2 separate regions of the Mus musculus genome follow, and region 1 is linked to region 2. Evidence: chromatin loops called from intact Hi-C (ENCODE). Cell type or tissue: left cerebral cortex. All regions are shown on one strand.

Region 1 (5,000 bases), 820 kb before region 2:
ACCTCGGAGGGGCCATTAGTTTTATGACCCCATCTGCTTGTCTATAGCGAGTCAAGTGGACACGGATGTATAAAGATTTCGGCGCTTTGAACCACTTTTGCTTCTCCAGGCCCAGGTTCGGCAGGGCTGAGTTGAGAGCTCTCCAGCCTCCTGCAGGCTCCCTGAAGGGAAGGGACTGCAGGGCCAAAGCCTGGAGACTGGCAAGGTACCGACTGGAGTCGGCAGCTAACCTGGACTGGCTAGGACCTGACGTCACTGCGGCCAGGCCCCCATCCCCCGAGACTCCCAAAAAAGCTGCAGAGGGGTTCCCAGTGTCTCTGCCCTCCCCGCAACCCTGCACCAAAAGAAACTTGCCCGAGTTTCTGGTACTGTGTAGCTGTTACAGAGTCCTTCTGACTTAGGTTACAGAGTCCCCTGCCTCCTGCTCGGGAGCCTGAACCCTCTATATGTTGACCTCCTGGCCTCAGAGATGGCTGCTATAGGCTTAATACCCTCAAGATCGGAAGTTGTTGGCCTGGGTGTTGTCTTCTTGACATCTTACCCTAGTCCTTTGCCTGTGGCCAAGCCATACTGGGCTCTTCTCACCCAAGATTTGAGCCAGAGAGGACTGGTAAAAATGTGGGAGGCTTTGAGAGATTATTTTGGTAGGGGGGTGGGGCAGGAGGGAGGTCGAGATGAACCAGCCCTTCACTTCCTAAGATGTGTAAGAGATAGCTGTATAAGACCACCTCCACACACCCCTCTACATCTACTGGCTTGATTGGAGCCTGAGATTAACCCTCTGTCTAACAGAAGGTGAGAGACAGGGAACCAGTGCCAAGGCAGTCTCAAAGCTGTATACAAAGGTCCTGGCCCTTGTTAGGGTGCTAAGCAGTGATGTTAGTCTTGGGGGTCACTCATCTTGCCTCTTTATCACCCCCCTTCTGACTTAGGGTTAGCCTGGGAAGTTACTTTGAGACTCTGCCATCTGTGTGTGTCTTCCTGAAAGGAAGAATATTGGCGCTTGAGACGAGTTGCCCCACCTCCAAAGGGCAATAAAATGCTGATGGTATTAGAAGGAGCAGTGACTTGTCCCCTAGCACTCTTTACCACTGGTGGCCAGACCAGAATGGGGAGATGCCCCTACCCCCAACTTGGGATGTCAGGGTCTGCAGCTACTCTGCGAGGCCTATACAGGAAAGGAAACACCAGAGAGTTCCTGGCCAAAACAGTAAAGTTGATTTCCATCATACTAGCAGGCCCAGTTTTGGAGGACCCTGACCACCCCAACATTCAAATGGCTGATCTCTTATAAGTAATCCCAGATAAGCTCACACATGGCCTGCATACCTCTACAGCAGGACTCTTTTCCTTGATGTGTGCTTTCAGAGTTGAGTGACCTGCTAGCTAGAGTTTATGCTAGGATCAGAATGAGTTGGTCAGCTGTATTTTGTTTTGTCTTCAGGCTCTTATCAAATTAGGCCAGAGGCCTTTCTAGACCGTGGCTTCTCTGTTTTCAGCCTTCCTGAGTCCCAGCAACAGCTTCGGACTTCTAAAGTCTTCTGGCTCTGATGTCACGGAGGTTTTGACAGTTGCTTCTGGCTTACCACTGGCATACCATTTCCACGTTCTCCATACCTTCCACTCTTGGGGGTTTACACAGCTTTTAGCCAGAGCCCCATTAGACCCATCTCAAAATAAGAGCAATAACATATTTGAGTCAGACACTGACTATAGACATTCCACGAGTGAGTTAAAGGTGAAAACCATTTGGTAGCTGGAGTGTGTCTAAGAGGGACAGAGCCACTCACTGGTGGACAGACATCCTTTGGTGTTCCTAGAAGTGCATTGACCAGGATTTCTTTTCAACCCTTAAATCCGTTCCATTTTTTGGATTCCCTTCTATGGCGAATGGTCTGAAACCGAACTTTATATTCTGATATGGCCCCAGAATCTCACAAAATAATGACTAGACAGAAATCAGCCACCGTTCCAATCTGGGCTATTGCGTAAGGTTACAGTCCAGTCGTGGCGAAGCAAGCTTGTCTCTCAAGGTCCCCTTTCTGCTTGTTTCCCTCCACTCCTCTACTCCAGGGAAGGTGCCTTAAAATCTCCTGGGAGTGTGTTTACTTCAACTTCTGGTAAACTAGGCTAACACTCTGTCGCCAGCTTTCCAAACACCCTCTCGGTAGCTTTGTGAAATCAGTGCAAATCATTTCAGAATTCAAGATGGCAAAATAAAGCTGAGCATATGGAGGTAAGGCTTGGCTGTCAGGAAATGGATTTAAATGTTTAGCTCACACCTACCTCAGGCCCCAGGACTTCCTCTTTCCTCCTCAGCAGCTTGCTCCTGGAATTTGGGTACCCTACCTCTCTTAGCAAGCTGGCTCCCCAGCATAAATTATGAGTATGTATCAAGTGGGCCCTTCTGCTAAGATTAATCAGGGCCTATTCTCTCTTGCATGTTTCCACTTTGATCCCTATAGAAAGTTCTCCTTACCCTGTAAGCAATGTCATTCTACAAACTTACTATTTCCATATAAACTATGGAGGTAGGTTTCGATAGAAAACAAAAAAACAAAAACAAAACAACAAAAAAAAAACAAAACAACAAAAAAAAAGCAGGTAATCCTCCCACCCCCCACCCAGCCCCAGGAAGCTTTCCAAGTTAAGGACACAAAATATTTCATGGTTAGTTGTGTGAGCTTCTAAATTAGCTGCATATAAAGTATTTTAAGATTTTTTTTTTTTTTTTTGGCTGTCACTGGCTGGCAATACTCATTTTGTGTGTGTGTGTTGGTTTGAAAAGCAGGAAGAAATGTAATGAATTGAGTGCTGTCAGAGATGTCTTCTGTTTGAACAATCTGCGACGGGCTGAATGGCAGGGACTCCCTCATCCACTGCAGGTGCAGTAGAGCTGGGGAAGGGGGAGGGGGCCCTCTGTTCAGTCAAAAAGCAGCATTTCCCACAATAGACCACACACTGGTGGCCAGCGTGACATCGGCTCACACTCACATACTTTCCCCCATCCACAGTTCTGAACCGACAAAGTGGCCATACAGTAGGCTTGCATAGGTTCCTTTAATGAACATTTTGTGGTTCCTATGGCCAGCATTGAAATCCATGAGCCCTGGGAGGAACAAATAGACTTTTAATCGTGAGTTCCCAACTCAAATCTATTGCTGTAGATATTAAAAGTAAGCGGATCTCTCTGCTCTCACCCAATATCAATGCTCGAGAGGCCCAGATGTGCTAGGATCTGAGAACTCTAAGTTAAAAGTTTTTCTGAGACTACTTAGGATCCAAGCCTGGGTCTTGCAAGTCCTGTGAGATCAAACAGGAAAGGAGAGAAGGCATGAATTTCGTGTATTTGTTTAAATGTAAAAGGACCTCTAGTATTTTATTATGCGGCATGAGAGGGCTAATCCTACAAATGAAGGCACCTTAATCTTGCTGAGCACAGTCCTGTCCCCTTTTGAATTGGTTTTACTGGGGAGAGGGGTGGGGAGGAAGAGAAGGGGGTCAGGAAAGGCGGCAACTGTTTTAAAACTCTGGACAGAAATGCGACCACCCTTTAGCTGCCCTTGCTGGCAACCAGCAGACGTTAGAAGAGTTTTCCTCTCACACTGGTGTGAGCTCAGGCCCGGGTGCAGCAAGTTTTAAATGGAATTATTTAAGTGTGAGAGGCTACTGGGAACTTGGCAGTCAGGCCCTTCTTTAAACACCCTGCCCTCCCCCCACGCTTTGGCCAGGTTTTAGTTTTGGGTCTGAAGATTTAGGGAAAGGCAAGATACTTCCCTCAGCACCACCCTAGCCTGTGATAAGAGGGTGACACCAAGGTGGTCCAACTAATAGACGGTTCCCGTTTGTGCTGAGGAAAATTACTCAGTGTTTACACACAGTTAAAACAAGCCAAGAAAAGCATCAACTTTCCAACACCCCTCCTCAATAAACCCTGTTTATGATTCCCTTAAACACTTCTGTGGGACTAAGAAGGACACCCTTGCTCTCCTCTGGGTAAGAGGAGAAGCCGGAGTGCGCTGGGTGGTTCTGAAAGGCATTGATAGGAAAGACCAAATTCTATAAAATCCCGAATCACAGGAAAAGATGTCTGAGAGTGAGACAAAGCTCACTTGCTTGGGGCCTTACGGCGGGTATGCCTATGGCGCCTACTTAAAGTCTAGGCCTAGAAGAAGTGTTCCGATTCCCCCATCTACAGAGCCTGCAGCTTAGGCGCTAACGTATCTTCCGGCCGGTACACACCCACAATTAATCTTTCTTATTAAAGCCTCCATTCGGTACCCAAGGGGCAACTCAAACCTATTTAGATTTCCTTGGTTGGCTGCACAGATTTAAGTGGGCAAAGAGTTATAAACCTAATAACAGAGGGCGCGCGCGAGAGGGATTTGAGTAGAGAAGACGCAGGATTCACGGAGGTGGGGGGGGGGGGGAGGTGGAAGGATGCTGTGGGCCTTGCCCACGTCTGGAGTCTGCCTCGGGTTGCAGCTGGAGCTGTAGGGAAGGCAGTGAGCCTCCCGCGCGCGCGCCACGCGCAGCATTCTCGAGTGCACCTGCATCCCAGCCCCTTTGCTCAGCCCGCAGGTACTCAAGGCGCCTCTTCCTTCCCAAAGAGGCGCAATCCTCAAAGCATCCCCAACATGGGAACTTGCAGAGAACTAGGAAAGGTTTGCACTGTTTGGGATTAATTGAGAATAATTAACACTGGACACGGTTAATCACCACTTCGCAGCTCTCTTCCCTCCTTTCGGGCCTGTGGTGTCGGCCTCTTTTGCTCCGGCTGACGATGCGGGTGGGTTTGCTGGTGAAAGTGAAGACGTCGCAGTAGCTGTCACCCAGTTCTGCTGTACTTTAAAGCGCTCGCATATTGTTTGATTACTAATTCGAGTTAATATGATCTTTATGGCAACATAACAGTGGATAATTGGCCTTTTTTCTCAACAACAATGTAAATCACAATCGCTTTATTATTTAATAACGTCAAACGCTTCGTTGGATTGGCC
Region 2 (5,000 bases):
GCTGGAGACAGAAAAGCACAGCGACGAGCAGGACCCCAGTAATTAGAGATAGGTGCTAGGGTCTCCTAGAAAGTAGCAATGGCGGACTTCAGCAATGTATACAAGAGCCTAACCTGGGTCCACCTGGACAGTTCCATCTGGTGGCCTTAAACAATGGCAGGGGCCCAGGAAGTACAATGATCAGATGGACTCCAGGTCATGTGGCTTTGCCTCCACTGATTTCGGGCCTCTCTCCACAAAGACAACACAACAGAAATCTGAAAAGGAAGATGGCAATCCACATGGCACCCAAATGAAAAGCTTTCTCCAAATATCTCCAACGAGGTCACAAGACTCCAGGACTCTCAGATGCGGTGTGCTGCATGCATCTCAGCATAGAGAAGTACATGACTGCCTGGCTGAAGTTCCACTTCACTCCACCCAGATTTTGTGGAAGCAACACATCTATAAAGCACAACTGATTCCACCACCCACCCCCGAGAAAAATCCCTGCAAACTGTGTGTCCCCCAAAACGATTCCTTTATTCTCAATGTCTCCAAAACCCAGGTCTCAGAGCCAGCCCCGGTAACACATAAGCTGATGAAATAAAAGTGTTACATTCATGTGTTCCTTAGGTCAAGGTGGTAGTGAAAGCGCTGGCACGTGTCATGAGAGTTAATAGACCCGATTGCCTGTCCCTCTGAGAGGCCTGGCTTTAAATCCAGGTTACATCATGAGTTGGATTGGTGGCACTATCTGTCTCCTGGGAATACGTGTTTGGTTTGTGAAGACGACACATTCAGTATAATTAGTATTCACTGGTGTGGTCAAAGCCCCAGAGAGCTGGAATTCCTATGTACTATAGCCAACCTTCTCTCCTTTTCCCACCCCCCCTCTCTCTCTCTGCTTTTCTTTCTTTCTTGAGGACTGTGGGGGCTGGAGACCTGAGTGAATTTACTCCAGATATCATGAGTTCTCCACATAGAATCAGCTGAAGGCAATTTTCAGCCATTGCTGTTAGAGTATCTAGAGCAGCGGCGACTGTCATCTAGCCAGCACCCAGCCCCCGCACAGGACCACTGATTACACAGTGTGGGTTTCACATAAAGACTTTTCTGGATGAGGCCGGCGGCTGAAAGGGGTTCTGAGCATCTAACAGAGCATCTGCTAACAACCATTAAAGTCATTATTGTTCCTTAGATAAAGCAGGGCACGAACACACAAACAGAGGAGTACTTGCTCACGACATAGAAAGTGTCCTCTCTTCCCAAGCATAACAGAGCCTCTTGTGTATCTTAAACCTGTTTAATTCCCATTTTAGGGGGTCTGTGACAGGCGTCGAGAGGAAGCTGCCAAAGCCATCACTATATTTAGCTGTTTATCACACATCAGCTCAAGGTGGTGTGTGCTGGTAGACATGCCACAAAGCAGAGAAAATGGAAGCTCATGAGTGGGGGGTAGGGGTGGAGAGCGGGGGCGGGGCAGGCAGAAAGCTTTGGGAAGATTCGGAACAGGGAGAAAACTATGATTCTAGTTGTGTCATTTCTAAGTCAAAATAAATAAATGAATGAATGACTACCAAGCTTCTAGGCAGAGTCGTGCAAGGCGATTTTAAAGTTAAAACGGACAGTGAAGAGGTAACGGCAGATTCCGTGGCCCCGAAACAAAGTGGGGGCAACCATTGGTTTCTATGTCCTTGGGGCTGTTCAGTGTGTTTTCTGAGGGCTGTCATCTGGGGACGAGAGAGAGAGAGAGAGAGAGAGAGAGAGAGAGAGAGAGAGAGAGAGAGAGAGAGAGAGAGAGATCTTTAATTTCTCTCACCAAAAGTTGTATGTGCCAGTTTGAAATTCCTGTTTCATCTCTGTGGTCTCCAGATAAATAACAGTCCTCAGGGACTGTGTAGCACATGCCAAGGCGGAAAGGGAGCACCACCGGGCCTGGAGATCAGGGCGGCTTCCCCAGATGCCATCTCCAAAGGGACACCAGTGCTTGGCTTCCCCGATGGTGGCTGATTCAGCGGAGAGCTTCACGTAGAAGCGGCTTTAAGGTTCTCAGGGGTCCCCGACCTCATTAATGATTTTAGGAGAGAGAGGGACACAAGCATGCGAGGGTACCTCCTCAATCCCACGTCCCAAGCCCCGACATTTCATTTTATCTTGTCATTTGTTAAAGGTTTAAGAAAATGGAAACTAATTGCATGTTGCTCTTAAAAATCAGTTTTAAAAATAGTCGGACACAAGCCTGCCAAGTCTAGTGTAACCGTGGCTGAGAGCTGACCCCTAATCAGCCCTCCGGATTGATTCTGGAGGGTCATTTGTATTTTCCTTCCTAACACGCTTCTCTCTCACCATCACTCCCAACAAAACACACTAGTTTAGAATTAAGATCCTTGCTGAGGACCAGCAGAGAAACATAGATGGGTAAATAGTGCCACCTAGTGGCCTGTACGATGCTCAGAAAAAGGAACCTCACGCCCCATTGTGGTTTTGGGGACTGCAAGTCCCCATTCTCACCCTCTGTCATCAAGCATGGGAAACAAAATTTTTCCTCTAGGAGAGAGCAAAAACAAAACAAAACAAAACAAAACAAAGCAAAACAAAAAACCAAAAGCAAAGACCAAACTATACTGTTTCTCTTCACTTAGCCAGGCTTCCAGTCACCTAGTGGGGATACTTCCCAAATCAAAACGAAAACAACAGCTAGCATTTGCGGATGACCTGAGCCAATGTTGTAAAATGCTTTCTTTCTCCAGCTCCTGACAGCTAACCATCTACATGGTCTGATTGTTTTTCGACTGGGGTGACAGCACTTCAGTCTTGGATCACAGCCCTGGATTCTGACAGTGACGCAGTGAAGACATGATTCGCTTCTCCCAGCACACCGCGGCCCTGGGGGCTGGATATGTATAGCGCAGAATAATTAGATCCACATTAAGCATTTACTTAGGGATACAAAAAATGAACTGACAAGAATCCTATCCCCCAAGAATGTATCCTCTCCACGATAATTTAAATGTGTAGAGTACTTCAGAGCGATTACCATTTGAAAGTATCTCCACAGTTTGATAAGGTAATTACGGTACTGATTTTAGAAATGATGTTTTATGATTTGTCCAAGGTCATAAAGATAAGAAGAGGCAGCTGTCCAGATTAGAGCTCATCACTCCACCACAAGGTGCCTCCTTCCCGAGGCAATTGATAGAGATTCCTAGTTTTATAGTGGAGACTGGGAGTTGGGTACTGAAGTGGCAGAGAGCTGACTTGAAGATTGCTGCTGTCGGGCTGAAGAGTCAAATGCTCTTCTTTGCCTTCTCCACGTCCAGAGAAGAATGTTGCAAACCAAACATCTCAATAGAGCAGATTAAAAGAAATCAGTTACATTCTCTGAGTCTCAGAAAAGTAAAAAGTATAAAGAATTTTCCTCAGCCTAAAGAAGGTGGGCACACACACACACACACACACACACACACACACACACGCGTGCGCTCACACACTGAGACACACACATACGCACATGAATGCACATACTCTAGCACTATTACATATTAAAGTGAAAGTGGTAAAAGAGGACATCTTTCCCCTAGCCACCCTAACAGGACAAAGATAGCATTCATCTCTCTCTTACTTAAGGTCATAGCTAGTGCAATAAGACAAGAAAAGGAAATTAAGGGTACATGTGTACTAGAACAGGGAGAAGCAAACATCTATTTAGGTAGCATGATAGTAAAGTAGAAAACGCCACAGAAACTTAAACTCTAACAAATAAGCTTGATGAGGTGGCACAGTACAAGTCAGAGATGAAAGTGATTGCTTCCTTATCCACCAGCAATGAGAAGCCGGAATCTAAAATTAAGGAACAACACTATTTATAATTCTACCAAAACCAATAACGATAAAGACACAATCTAAAAAGAAAAAAAAATGCACATAAGTTCTCCATAGGAAAATTATCTTTAGTGTGGAAGAAGAAAACGCTTTCTAGTACATAAAAATAAGGCAAGAGAACCAAAGATAAAGTCTAATCTTTCTCCTTACAGAGACTGGGGTGGGGGTGGGGGGAGTTCTGTCAGAAGTCAAACCATTTCAAACACCAGGCTAGCAGCCTGTAAGGGGCTAGTTCTTCCTCTCTCCCTCCCTGTAGTCTGCTGAACAGAGGACCAGAGTGTGGAATACTCACTCACAAAAGCAAAGACGAGCACACAGAGGAAAATAGTAAGTTGGGTTTTGTAAACTTATTTTTTATTAAAGACTTTCTTGGCAGGTGGCTGAAAGAAGCATGCGCCGACTGGGTGATGTGCTCAGAAATTGTGATTGACTGGTGTGTGTGAGGTCTGTAATGGTGCAAATGAGAATGGCCTGCGTAGGCTCTTAGGTGCACCCTCCCTCTGTCCCCCCCCCAGCCCCCATCCCCACCTTCCCGGTTCCCCCCTCCCTCCCTCCCTCTCCTTCTCTCCCTCCCTTCCTCTCTTCCCTCCCTCTCCCTCCCACTCCCTCTCTCCCTTCCACTCCCTCTTCTTCCCTCCCTCCCTCCCTTCCTCTCCTCTCTCTCCTTCCTTCCCTCCCTCCCTTCCTCTCCTCCCTCCCTTTCCTTCTCCTTCTCCCCCCCCCATTGTTGTCTCAATAAGTAAGCCCTCAGCTCCTGCTTCAGTGCCTGCCTGCCTGCTGCCCATGCTCCCTGCTCTGATGGCTGTGGACTCAGCCTCTGAACTGTAGGCTAGCTCTCAGTTAAAAGCTTTCTTTTGTAAGTTTCCCTGATAACAGTAATGAGAAAGGAACCAAGTCAGAGACTCAATGTTCAGTTCCCAGCCTCACCAAAACAAACCAAACAGAAGTGTTGCATCATCTCTCAGGCTCCAGCAACATGCGGTTTCTCCTTTCTCCTACATCTTAAATATTTTCCTTGTTTTCCATTAAAGAGGTCATTTTAGCTTCTTGAATGGAGCAGAGGTGGACTTAAAGTCTCCTGTTCATCTCCATACAATACACCACAGAGATACATAAGTTTACGTCATGGATCCATG

What was found. Hi-C counts contacts between places; a loop is a spot of excess contacts. Peaks named below come from ENCODE experiments on the same cell type or tissue, not always from the same donor. Only the 100,000 strongest peaks of a DNase experiment are listed, where the experiment ranks them.
Region 1: a loop joins it to region 2, with 5 times the contacts of the local background. A loop is called at or near these places in 5 of 42 quality-filtered maps.

What each region holds. Positions count from the first base shown.
Region 1 is chr3:34,657,083-34,662,082 of GRCm38, forward strand. All of the region lies in intron 4 of Sox2ot (SOX2 overlapping transcript (non-protein coding)), which reads left to right. Among named protein-coding and RNA genes, the nearest start is that of Sox2, 9.6 kb to the left of the region's middle. In left cerebral cortex, no CTCF peak of the experiment used is centred here; DNase peaks (open chromatin) are centred at 96, 2,939, 3,695, 4,052 and 4 more places; H3K4me3 peaks cover 265 bases; H3K27ac peaks cover 3,646 bases.
Region 2 is chr3:35,480,109-35,485,108 of GRCm38, forward strand. No RefSeq gene overlaps it. Among named protein-coding and RNA genes, the nearest start is that of Gm38512, 77 kb to the left of the region's middle. In left cerebral cortex, a CTCF peak has its summit at 2,423 (motif pointing left); DNase peaks (open chromatin) are centred at 1,130, 2,010 and 2,407; H3K4me3 peaks cover 500 bases.